Regions from separate parts of the Homo sapiens genome. Here region 1 is linked to region 2. The links are chromatin loops, found by intact Hi-C in ENCODE. Cell type or tissue: heart left ventricle. All regions are shown on one strand. Each heading gives the region's core, and the rest is flanking DNA. Links, peaks and the distances in the headings are about the cores only. Region 1 has its middle 19 kb from the start of ERMN. Region 2 overlaps LOC105373712 (a long non-coding RNA gene).

Evidence for each region. A loop is a pair of places that touch in the nucleus more often than their neighbours do. Peaks named below come from ENCODE experiments on the same cell type or tissue, not always from the same donor. Only the 100,000 strongest peaks of a DNase experiment are listed, where the experiment ranks them.
Region 1: a loop joins it to region 2, with 2.1 times the contacts of the local background. A loop is called at or near these places in 8 of 110 quality-filtered maps.

What each region holds. Positions count from the first base shown.
Region 1 is chr2:157,342,394-157,347,768 of GRCh38, reverse strand. No RefSeq gene overlaps it. Among named protein-coding and RNA genes, the nearest start is that of ERMN, 19 kb to the right of the region's middle. RefSeq lists an enhancer at 1,408-2,260. In heart left ventricle, for the core only: no CTCF peak of the experiment used is centred there; no DNase peak of the experiment used is centred there.
Region 2 is chr2:157,478,096-157,483,470 of GRCh38, reverse strand. The region is part of intron 3 of LOC105373712 (a long non-coding RNA gene); the gene reads left to right. Among named protein-coding and RNA genes, the nearest start is that of CYTIP, 37 kb to the right of the region's middle. RefSeq lists a silencer at 2,487-2,546 and enhancers at 2,707-2,756, 2,897-3,026. In heart left ventricle, for the core only: no CTCF peak of the experiment used is centred there; a DNase peak (open chromatin) is centred at 2,680; H3K27ac peaks cover 1,074 bases.

The DNA.
Region 1 (5,375 bases), core at 255-5,254, 140 kb after region 2:
TGCTGGTTTTGAAGCTTAGTTTTTGTTTGTCTGAGAAAATCTTTATTTCCCCTTCTTTTTTTTTTTGTTTTTTTGAGATGGAGTTTCACTCTTGTTGCCCAGGCTGGAGCCTGCCTTGGCCTCTTGAGTAGCTAGGATTACAGCTACTGCCACCATGCCTGGCTAGTTTTTGTATTTTTAGTAGAGATGGGGTTTCACCATGTTGGTCAGGCTCGTCTCGAACTCCCAACCTTAGGAGATCCACCTGCCTCGGCCTCCCAAAGTGCTGGGATGACAGGCATGAGCCACCACACCCGGCCTTTTTTTTTTTTTTTTTTTTTTTTTAAGATGGAGTCTTGCTCTTTCACCCAGGCTGGAGTTCAATGGCATGATCTTGGCTCACTGCAAGCTTCACCACCTGTGTTCAAGCAATTCTCCTGCCTCAGCCTCCCGAGTAGCTGGGACTACAGGCGTGTGCCACCATGCCTGGCTAATTTTTGTATTTTTAGTAGAAATGAGGTTTTGTCATGTTAGCCAGGCTGATCTGAACTCCTGACCTCAGGTTATCCGCCTGCCTTGGCCTCCTAAAGTGCCAAGATTACAGGTGTGAGCCACCATACCCGGCTCTCCTTCACTTTGGAAGGACAATTTGACTGGATATAGAATTCAAGCTTGTTGGGTTTTTTTGCTTTCAAGACTTTAAATATTTTATGCTACTGTCCTTTTGTTTATATAGTTTCTGATGAGAAGTCTATTATAATTGTTATTTTCATTCATCTAAGGCAAAGTTTTCTCCCCCTCTAGCTTCTTTCATAATATTTTCTTCGTGTCTGGTTTTCTGCAGTTAGTTTTGTTTTTGGTATTTATTTGGCTTGATATTCTCTGATATTCCTGAATTTGTGATGTGGTGACTGTCATTAATTTTGGAAAGTTTTTAACCATTACTACTTCAGCTATTTCTTTTTCTCTGTTCTCTTTAATTTTTTCCTTCTGATATTCCAATTACATGTATGTTATAGCTTTTAAAATTGTTTACAGTTCTTAGCGGATATGTGATTTTTAAAAAATTCTTTTTTTCTCTTTGCATTTCAGTTTGCTATTGATGATCTTCAATCTCACTGATAGTTTTTTTCTCAGCTGTCTTTGTTTTTTATTTTGATCATCTGTTTTGATTCTTAGAGTTTCCATCTCGCTGCTTACTTTACTCATCTCTTCTTTCATGTTGTCTACTTTTTCTATTAAAGCCCTTAACGTATTAATTATAGTTATGATATTGTAAATTCCATGTCTGATCATATCATCATCTGTGTCATAGCTGAGCCTGATTCTCGTGATTGCTTTGTTTCCTTAGACTGTGTGTGTTTGTTTTTTCTTGGCCTGCTTTGTAATTTTTTGTTCAAACCAGAGAGGAAAATAGACAAATAGGCAAGTAGGCCTTTATTGTGAGGATTTATGTTAATCTGGCTAAGTGCTGGGCTATGTTTACTGTTTGCTATTGGTGTGGATGTCAGAAGCTTCAGATTCTTCCTTAATTTTGTCTCTCACCTTGACTTTAGGCTTCCCTAAGTACTTCTCAGAATCTCTGTTTTGCAGATTTTTCAACTGTAATCCACTGTCATACGGGAGCCCTATTGCTGAGGTGAGAAGGTTCTGGGAGGTAGAAGCATTCCATAATCTTGTTAAAACTCCATCTTTTGTGGGGGTTGGGGGCATGTTTCTGAACTGTCAGCTTCACAAGTGTTTCTCCAGTGGCATAGCTTTTAAATTTTTCCCTTAGTGGGGACTAGAAAGCTAGAGAAGACAGGGGAGAGAGAGGAATGCCTTTCCTCCCTTCCTTCTGGAATAAGGCTCTGGGAAAGTCTTTCACCCTGCAAAGTAGGCCTTTGTTATGGAGAACTCTCCAAGGGGATTTCATCCTCTTTTCCTGCCAAATCCAGGGAAGGATCTTTCTCACATCCTTACTATGAGAATTTGGCCATGTTCTTGGAGGTAAAGCTCACAAATGTGTGAGGGTACCCTTAGAACGGTGGCCCCCCTGAGCTTTTTTTCTCACATGAGTCCACACACAGCCTCCAGCAATTTGCCAACATTACCATGTAAATGCTCCTAACAATTTATGGCTCCAGCACCTTCTTTTCCAGGTAAGTAGATCCCAGCAGCTTCTTTTCCACGTAAGCAGATCCCACCTGTGTCTCTAGATACACCTGTCTCTCCAAATTTGGGGTAGTGTTTTGCCCTGAAACTTCAGTTATTTGATGGGTCCAAGAAAAGTCATTGTTTTTGTTTATCTAGCTTGTTGTTGTTATTGTAGGAATGGAAGTGGTGACTTCTCATCTGATTACTGTTATGTGCGTCCATGTGAAGAGACCACCACACAGGCTTTGTGTGAGCAATAAAGCTTTTTAATCACCTGGGTGCAGGCAGTCTGAATCCAAAAAAGGAGTCAGCAAAGGGAGATAGGAGTGGGGCAGTTTTATGGGATGTGGGTAGGTAGTGGAAAATTAGACTTAAAGGGGGTTGTTCTCTTGTGGGCAGGGGCAGGGGTCACAAGGTGCTCAGTGGGGAGCTCCTGAGATTCACTGTCCAGGAGAAGGAATGTGACAAGGTCAATTGATCAGTTAGGGTGGGGCAGGAACAAATCACAATGGTGGAATGTCATCAGTTAAGGCAGGAACTGGCTATTTTCACTTCTTTTGTGGTTCTTCAGTTGCTTCAGGCCATCTGGATATATATGTGCAGGTCACAGGGGATATGATGGCTTAGCTAGGGCTCAGAGGCCTGAAATTCCTGTCTTCTTATGTTAATAAGAAAAACAAAACAAAGTAGTGGTGAAGTGTTGGGGTGGTGAAAATTTTGGGGGATGGTATGGAGAGATAATGGGTGATGTTTCTCAGGGCTGCTTCAGGTGGGATTAGGGGCAGCATGGGAACCTAGAGTGGGAGAGATTAAACTGGAGAAAGATTTTGGGGTAAAGGTTGGTGTTGTGGGGTTGTTAGAAGGAGCATTTGTCATATAGAATGATTGGTGATGGCCTGAATGCAGTTTTGTATGAACTGAGAAACTAAACGGAAGACACAAGGTCCAAATAAGAGAAGGAGAAAAAGAGGTATTAAAGGACTAAGAATTGGGAGGACCCAAGACATCCAATTAGAGAGTGCCCAAGGGAGTTTAGCATAATTATTTTGTTGGTTAGCGAGTTTTGGGGCTCTATCCTTGAGTTTTTTTATGTTGTCATATACCAGGCCAGATTGTTTTAGGTAAAAACAACACTCCTCATTTAAAAACATACAGAGACCTCCTTTTTCAGCAGTGAGTAAATTGAGGCCTCAGAAGTTCTGGAGGACAACTGCAGCTAAAGAGTCAACCTGGGCTTGGAGGACAGATAAAGTTTGTGATATATCTGTAATGCTAGCAGAGAAGTCATTATAGAGGCTGCAGAATGTTGTGACAGAAGTTGATATGCCTGCTATTCCAGTTCCAAGTGCAATAGTGGAGGCAGAAAAGTTCTAGACCCACAAGTAAAGGGATAACTGGGATGACTCTTTTTGTTGTGTTGGTGTCATGAGGGGGACAGGCAGTTGTTCATTCCTATCTGCAAACTGGATTTTGGGGGTAAGGAAGACTAGAGTACATGTGCCCATCCAGTTGGCAGGTAGGTGCATGTAGGTGGAAGAACCACATAAAAGAAGAGACCTTGTGTCAGGCAGAACTGGAAATGTAAAGTGAAAAGGTGAGAGGGTGTACTGAAAGAGGAGTCCTGCACCCAAAATCCTAGAGCTCCAGCAAGGGCAGCAGCCATTAGAGGTTGTAATGGGGATGGATAGTGCAACTCATAGAGGGAGAGGTTTGGTTTCCATGGTGTATAAGAAAGCACATAGTGTCTATGAGTAACCTTTCACTGCTATTCATGGGGCTGCATATAAGCAAGCAAGAGGAGGGGATAGGAGGAGATTCAGATGAGCAGGGGGAGGATAGCCAAGGATGGAGGGAGATGGAGGATAAGTGTCTTTCCAAACAATAGTGACTGCCAATGTTTTTTGGTTTGTCAGTAATGATAGAGGGCTCATCAGTAATGCAAAGTTGGAATACTCCCATCTGTTTGGTAATGTGTGTGGCTGGGTTCTGGAGATAGAGTAAAGGAACATTTGGATGGTGGAAGGTTGCCTAAAGGGATTCCAGTAGGCTATTGTTGGGAGATGCATAAAGGAGCAGCAACAGGGATAGTTGTTTGTGTGGTGAGGGGTCCAAATATTTGGGGGGCAGGGGGTAGAATTGACATAAGGAGAAAGTTGCCTTTCCTTCCTTCTGGAATAAGCCTCTGTGACCTGCACATATACATCCAGGTGGCCTGAAGCAACTGAAGAACTATAAAAGAAGTGAAAATAGTCAGTTCCTGCCTTAACTGATGACATTCCACCATTGTGATTTGTTACTGCCCCACCTGAACTGATCAATTGGCCTTGTCACATTCCTTCTCCTGGACAGTGAATCTCAGGAGCTCCCCACTGAGCACCTTGTGACCCCCGCCCCTGTCCACAAGAGAACAACCCCTTTTAAGTCTAATTTTCCACTACCTACCCAAATCCTATAAAACTGTCCCACCCCTATCTCCCTTTGCTGACTCCTTTTTTTTGGATTCAGCTTGCCTGCACCCAGGTGATTAAAAAGTTTATTGCTCACACAAAGCCTGTTTGGTGGTCTCTTCACATGGACATGCATAACATTTGGTGCCAAAGACCTGGGACAGGGGACTCCTTCAGGAGACTCATCCCGGGTCCTCACCCTCACTCCGTGAGGAGATCACCTATGACCTTGGGTCCTCAGACCAGCCAAAGGAACATCTCACCAATTTTAAATCAGGTAAGTGGCCTCTTTTTGTTCTCTTCTCCAGCCTGTCTTGTTAGCCCTCCACCCTTCAATCTCTCCCTTCCTTAATTTTGGTTCCTTTCCTTTTCTGGTAGAGACAGAGGAGACACGTTTTATCCATGAACTCAAAACTCCGGCAACAGTCATGGACTTGGGAAGACAGTCTTCCCTTGGTGTTTAATCACTGTGGGGATGCCTGCCTTGATCCTTCACCTTGGTGGCAAGTACCACCTTCCCTGGGTGGCAAGACCACCTCCCCCCACACTGTGTCTCTATCCTCTCTTTTCTCTAAACTCACCTTTTAACTATGGGCAAACTTCCACCCTCCATTCCTCCTTCTTCTCCCTTACCCTGTGTTCTCAAGAACTTACACCTCTTCAACTCACACCTGACCTAAAACCTAAATGCCTTATTTTCTTCTGCAATACTGCTTGGCCCCAATACAAACTTGACAATGGTTCTAAATGACCAGAAAATGGCACTTTTGATTTCTCCATCCTACAAGATCTAGATAATTTTTGTCGAAAAAT
Region 2 (5,375 bases), core at 59-5,058:
ATAGTTTGCTCTTTGATTTGAAGTCTCCTAATTATTATTAAAAATACAATATGGAGTGTATGTTTAGTGTCCTACTCCTTAATTTCTCACTTGTGATCACTTTAATGAAGTACTTCTCTTCCTAATGGTAATATCATATTATTTTGTTTACTTTTAGTAATGAGTTTGCTGAATATTCTGAATTTCCCTGGGGCATATATATGAAAGTAACTTTTTTTTTCAATTAAGCTTTGTCAAATTTCTCTTTTACTTGGGCAGATCCTGTGATCTTTTGGTTAGGCTTCTATAAAAAAAACAAAACCATAACAATTCAGTGTTAGAAAAGCTTCAATCTCAATCTAATTTAGAGCTATTGCCTCCAACATCACAGATCAGATATAAGGTGTCGGGAATAGAAGACGTGGGTGTGGTCTGCCTTCAGGATACTATCTCTCCTTCCCTCTTCTAGGGTTCCACAGTTTGTGGTGATTTGGGAAAGAAAAGAAAGGACAAGTCTCTCACATTTAATAGTGCAGCTGAAGTTTGTCCTCTGTAAAATTTTGACTGTTTATCTGGTTAATGTGGACTGGGAGGCAGAGGTCTCTATCTGGGAGTTTTCAGAAGCCCCTTAGGGACCTCACCACTGCACAGTCATTGATATCTCATACATGGAACACTCCCCAGCTCCTGCTGCTGAGATGTGCTTTCAATGGCCAATCCTTGTGGGTAGAATTTGTCAAGATAACACAAACCTAGCTACTTCTCCCAAGTTCACATGGCCTATGGAGATACACATGTGGGTTGCCCCAGAGCTGTGCTCTCTCCCTTTTCTAAGTCACTTTTTTTTCCCCTCAGTTCAGGTAGGTACAGTGGCTTGATTGGCAAGGCCACTGCAGGTGCAGATGTCAAAGCTAGAAATGTAATTCTGGCCTTCTCTTCCTATAGGCACTCCTTCCAGGCTTTAAGAGTGGTTCTCATGGCAGCCCCGAAGTTGGTTCAGTGGTGAGAGGCATGTCTTGGTGGAATAGATAGAAAACTGAAGTATTACTCCCTTCCCACCCCTACCAAGGCCACCTTACACCTCTAATCATTTCCTTCTTCTCTGTTCCCACCTCAGTCTTCCTTTCAGACTTGACTGGAGAGGGAGAAGGTCCAGTTTGGGGTGATGATTTAGAGCAGCAGAGCCTTTACCTGGTTGTGTCTTCGTAAGCCTTAAAGAAGGTGGTTAGCTCCAGTTGTTCTCAGTTCTCCAACTTCTCTATTTTAATATTGTGGCCTTAACTGCCAATTTTGGGATAACAGAAAAACTTGTACTCAGTAGCCTGTTACATTTGTGCACTTTGGGGAACAAAAATTGATATAAAATTGAAAACTTCTCATCTGCAACAGAAGCTGTCAAGAGAATGAAAAGGCAAGTCACAGACAGGGATACAATAATTACAAAAGATGCATCTGATAAAGGACTGTTATCCACAATATGCACAGAAATTGTAAAACTCAACAATAAGAACACAAACAACCTGATTAATAAGCGCGCAAAAGATTTGAACACACTTCACCAAAGAAGAACGAAAGATGGCAAATAAGCATATGAAAAGATACACAACATCATATCTCATTAGGAAATGCAAATTATTAAATGCCTAAGGTAGTCTTCTTTGGGTTAAATCTGCTTGGTGTTCTATAATCTTTTTTGGATTTGGATATTCATATCTTCCTCTAGGTTTGGGAAATTCTCTGTTATCCCTTTGAATGAATTTTCTACCTCTGTCTTTCTCTACCTCCTCTTTAAGGCCAGTAACTCTTAGATTTGCCCTTTTAAGGCTATTTTCTAGATCTTGTAGGCATGCTTCATTGTTTTTCATTCTTTTTTCTTTTGTCTCCTTTCACTGTGTATTTACAAACAGCATGTCTTCAAGTTCACTAATTCTTTCTTCTGCTTGGCCAATTCTGTTATTAAAAGACTGATGCATTTTTTGTATGCCAATTGCATTTTTCAGTTCCGGATTTTCTGTTTGATTCTTTTAAATTATTTCAACCTCTTTGTTAAATTTATCTGATAGAATTCTGAATTCCTTTTCTGTGTTCTCTTGAATTTCTTTGAGTTTCCTCAAAATAGCTATTTTAAATTTTCTGTCTGAAAGGTCACATATCTCTGTTTCTCCAAGACTGGTCCCTGGTGCCTTATTAGGTTCATTTAATGAGGTCATGTTTTCCTGGGTCGTCTCAATATTTGTAGATATTCATCTGTGTCTGGGTATTTATCGTAGTCTTTGCAGTCTGGTGTTTGTACTGGTCCTTCTTGGGAAGGCTTTCCAGATATTTGATAGGACTTGGATGTTGTGATCTAAGCTGTATCTGCTTCAAGAGGTACCTCAAGCTCAGTAACACTGTGGTTATTGCATACTTGTAGAGGTACTGCCTTGATGGTCTTAGACAAGATCTGGGAAAATTTTTTGTATTATCAGACAGGGACTCTTTTTCTCTTCCCTTAGTTTCTCTTAAACAAATGGAGCCTCTCTTTCTATTCTGAGCCACCCAAAGCTGGGGGTGGAGTGATACAAGCTCCCTTGTGGCAATCACCACTATGACTGTTCTCAGTCAGACCTGAAGCCAGCACAGTACTGGATTTCACCCAAGGCCTGTTGCAACCACTCCCTGGCTACTGCCTATGTTCTCTGCAATCAGCAAGTGGCAAAGACAGCCAGGCCCGTGTCCTTTCCTTCAGGGCAGCAAGTTCCCCCAGGCTCCAGGAAGGCCCAGAGGTGCCACCCAGCAGCCAGGGATTAGAGTCAAAACCCTTAGAAGTCTATTATACTGCAGCTGAGCTGGCATTCAAACTACAAGATACAGTCCATCTCACTCTTCTCTCACCTTTTCAAAGGCAGAGGAGCCTCACCTCTTGGCCACCGTCACCACAGGCCTACAGGGAGTACTACCAGACTACCACCAATGTTCCCTTAAGGTACAAAGTCTCTTCAGTCAGCTTGTGGTGAATGCTGCCTGGGTTGGGACTCACCCTTTAGGGCAGCGTGCTCCCTTCAGGCCCAGGGCAGGTCCAGAAATGCCATCCAAGAGCCAAGTCCTGGAATTGAGGACCCCAAGAGGCCTGCTTTGTGCTTTACAACCCTGTGGCCAAGGTGCATGACAAAGTCCCCTTTGCTTTTCCTTTCACTTTTTTCAAGCAGAAGAAGTCTCACCCATAGCCATCATGGCTGGGAATGTGCTGAGTCACCCAAAGCCAGCAAGTTTCAGAGTCTCCCCCAAGACCCTCAATGTAGTACCTGCATATTGCTGCTGGTTATTCAGGACCTAAGGGCTCTTCACTTAGCAGGTGATGAATGCTGCCAGGAAAGCGTCCTTTCTTTCAAAGCAATGGGTTCCCTTCTGGCCCAGGGTATGTCTGGAAATGTCATCTAGGATCTAGGGCCTGCGAAGGGGGCCTCATGACTCCAATTGGTGTCCTATCCCGCTGTGGCTGAGCTGGTATCTAAGATGCAAGACAAATTCATCCTCACTCTTTCCTCTCCTCTCCTCAAGTGGAAGGAAAAGGTCTCTTGTGGAGCTGTGAGCTATGCAGCCTGGCGTTAGGGAAGTGTTAATAGCAGCCCTGCCTTAGGTGCTGCAGTGTCTCAGTAGGTCACATGTCCCTCCAGTCAACTGTCTCTGAGCCCAGTTTAGCCCTAGGACTCACCGAGGAATTGTAGTCCTTGTGACCTAGAATGCCTTTCGAGTTTATTTAGAGCCCCAGAGCACTTTAGACCATGGTGGTGAGGCTTGTGGGAACTCAAGTTCTTACCACTGGGATTGATGAGAACTTAGCTGATGCTCCTTCCTTGGGTGGGTGATCAGCTAAGTTTGGACTGGTTTTCCTTTCTGTTATAACAACAGCACTGAGTTTAATGCCTCACAATTGCTGCACTCTCCCTCCCCCAGTTCATGGAGAAGCTTTCTGTACCATACCACTGCTGCTGGGGTGGGGAGGTGGAGGGGAAGGGTTATGTCTTTTTTTCTACTTTTTCAGTGCCCCTTTCAGCAATACAAAGTTAAAACCAAGTACTACGAGTGCTCACCTGATTATGGGTTCTTATGAAGATGGTTTTTTTGTGGGTAGATAGTTGTTAAATTGGAGTCCTTGGGGTTTGGGAGGGGAGCGATTGGTAGAGTCTTCTATTCTTGATCTACCTACCAGGAAATGTAAATTAAAGTGACAGGATACTACTATAGGCCTATGGGAGTGGCAAAAATCCAAAACACTGACAACACCAAATGCTGATGAGAATGTAGAGCAACAGGAACCCTCATTCATTGTTGGTGGAAATGCAAAATGGTACAGCCGCTTTGGAAGACAGCTTTGCAGTTTAATGTAAAACTAAACATACTCATACCATAGAATCCAGGAATTGGTCTGCTTGGTATTCTCCCGAATAAGTTGAAAATTTAAGCCCACACAAAAACCTATACATGGATGTTTATAGCAGCTTTTTTCATAATTGCCAAAACTTAGAAGCAACTAAGACGTCCTTCAATAGGTAAACAGATAAAGAGACTGTGGTACATTTATATGATGGAATATTATTCAATATTAAAAAGAAATGAGCTATCAAGTCACGAAAAGACATGGAAGAACTTTAAATGTATATTAGTAAGTGAGAAAAGCCAACGTGGAAATGTTACATACTGTTTGATTCCCATTATACGACATTCTGGTGAAAACAAACTGTAGAGACAGTAAAAAGATCAGGGATTAGGTGGGAGGAAGCAATAAATAAGTGGAGCACAAGGCCGGGCGTGGTGGCTCACTCCTGTAGTCCCAGCACTTTGGGAGGCCGACGCGGGCAGATCACGAGGTCAGGAGATCGAGACCATTCTGGCTAACATGGTGAAACCACATCTCTACTAAAAATACAAAAAATTAGCCAGGCGTGGTGGTGGGCTCCTGTAGTCTGGGAGGCTGAGGCAGAAGAATGGCGTGAACCCAGGAGGTGGAGCTTGCAGTGAGCCCAGATCGTGCCACTGCACTCCAGTTCGGGCGACAGAGCAAGACTCCATCTCAAAAAAAAAAAAAAAAAAAAAAAAAAGGGGGGAGCACACAGGATACTTAGGGCAATGAAACTATTCTGTATGATATCACAATGCTGGATGTATCATTATACATTTGTCAAAACCCATAGAATATACAACACCATGAGTGAACCTAATGTAAACATGGGTTACATTTGGGTAAAAGTGATTGCTTGTATTTGGGTAAAAATGATTGGCTATATAGGTTCATTAAATATCTTCATATCAGTATCATGAAGGAAGTAATATTGGTATGCCCATTTCACAGGTAAGGAAAATGAGTCATAGAGGGGCTGTAACAAATGTCTCACTCTGGTGCCTAATGCTGATAG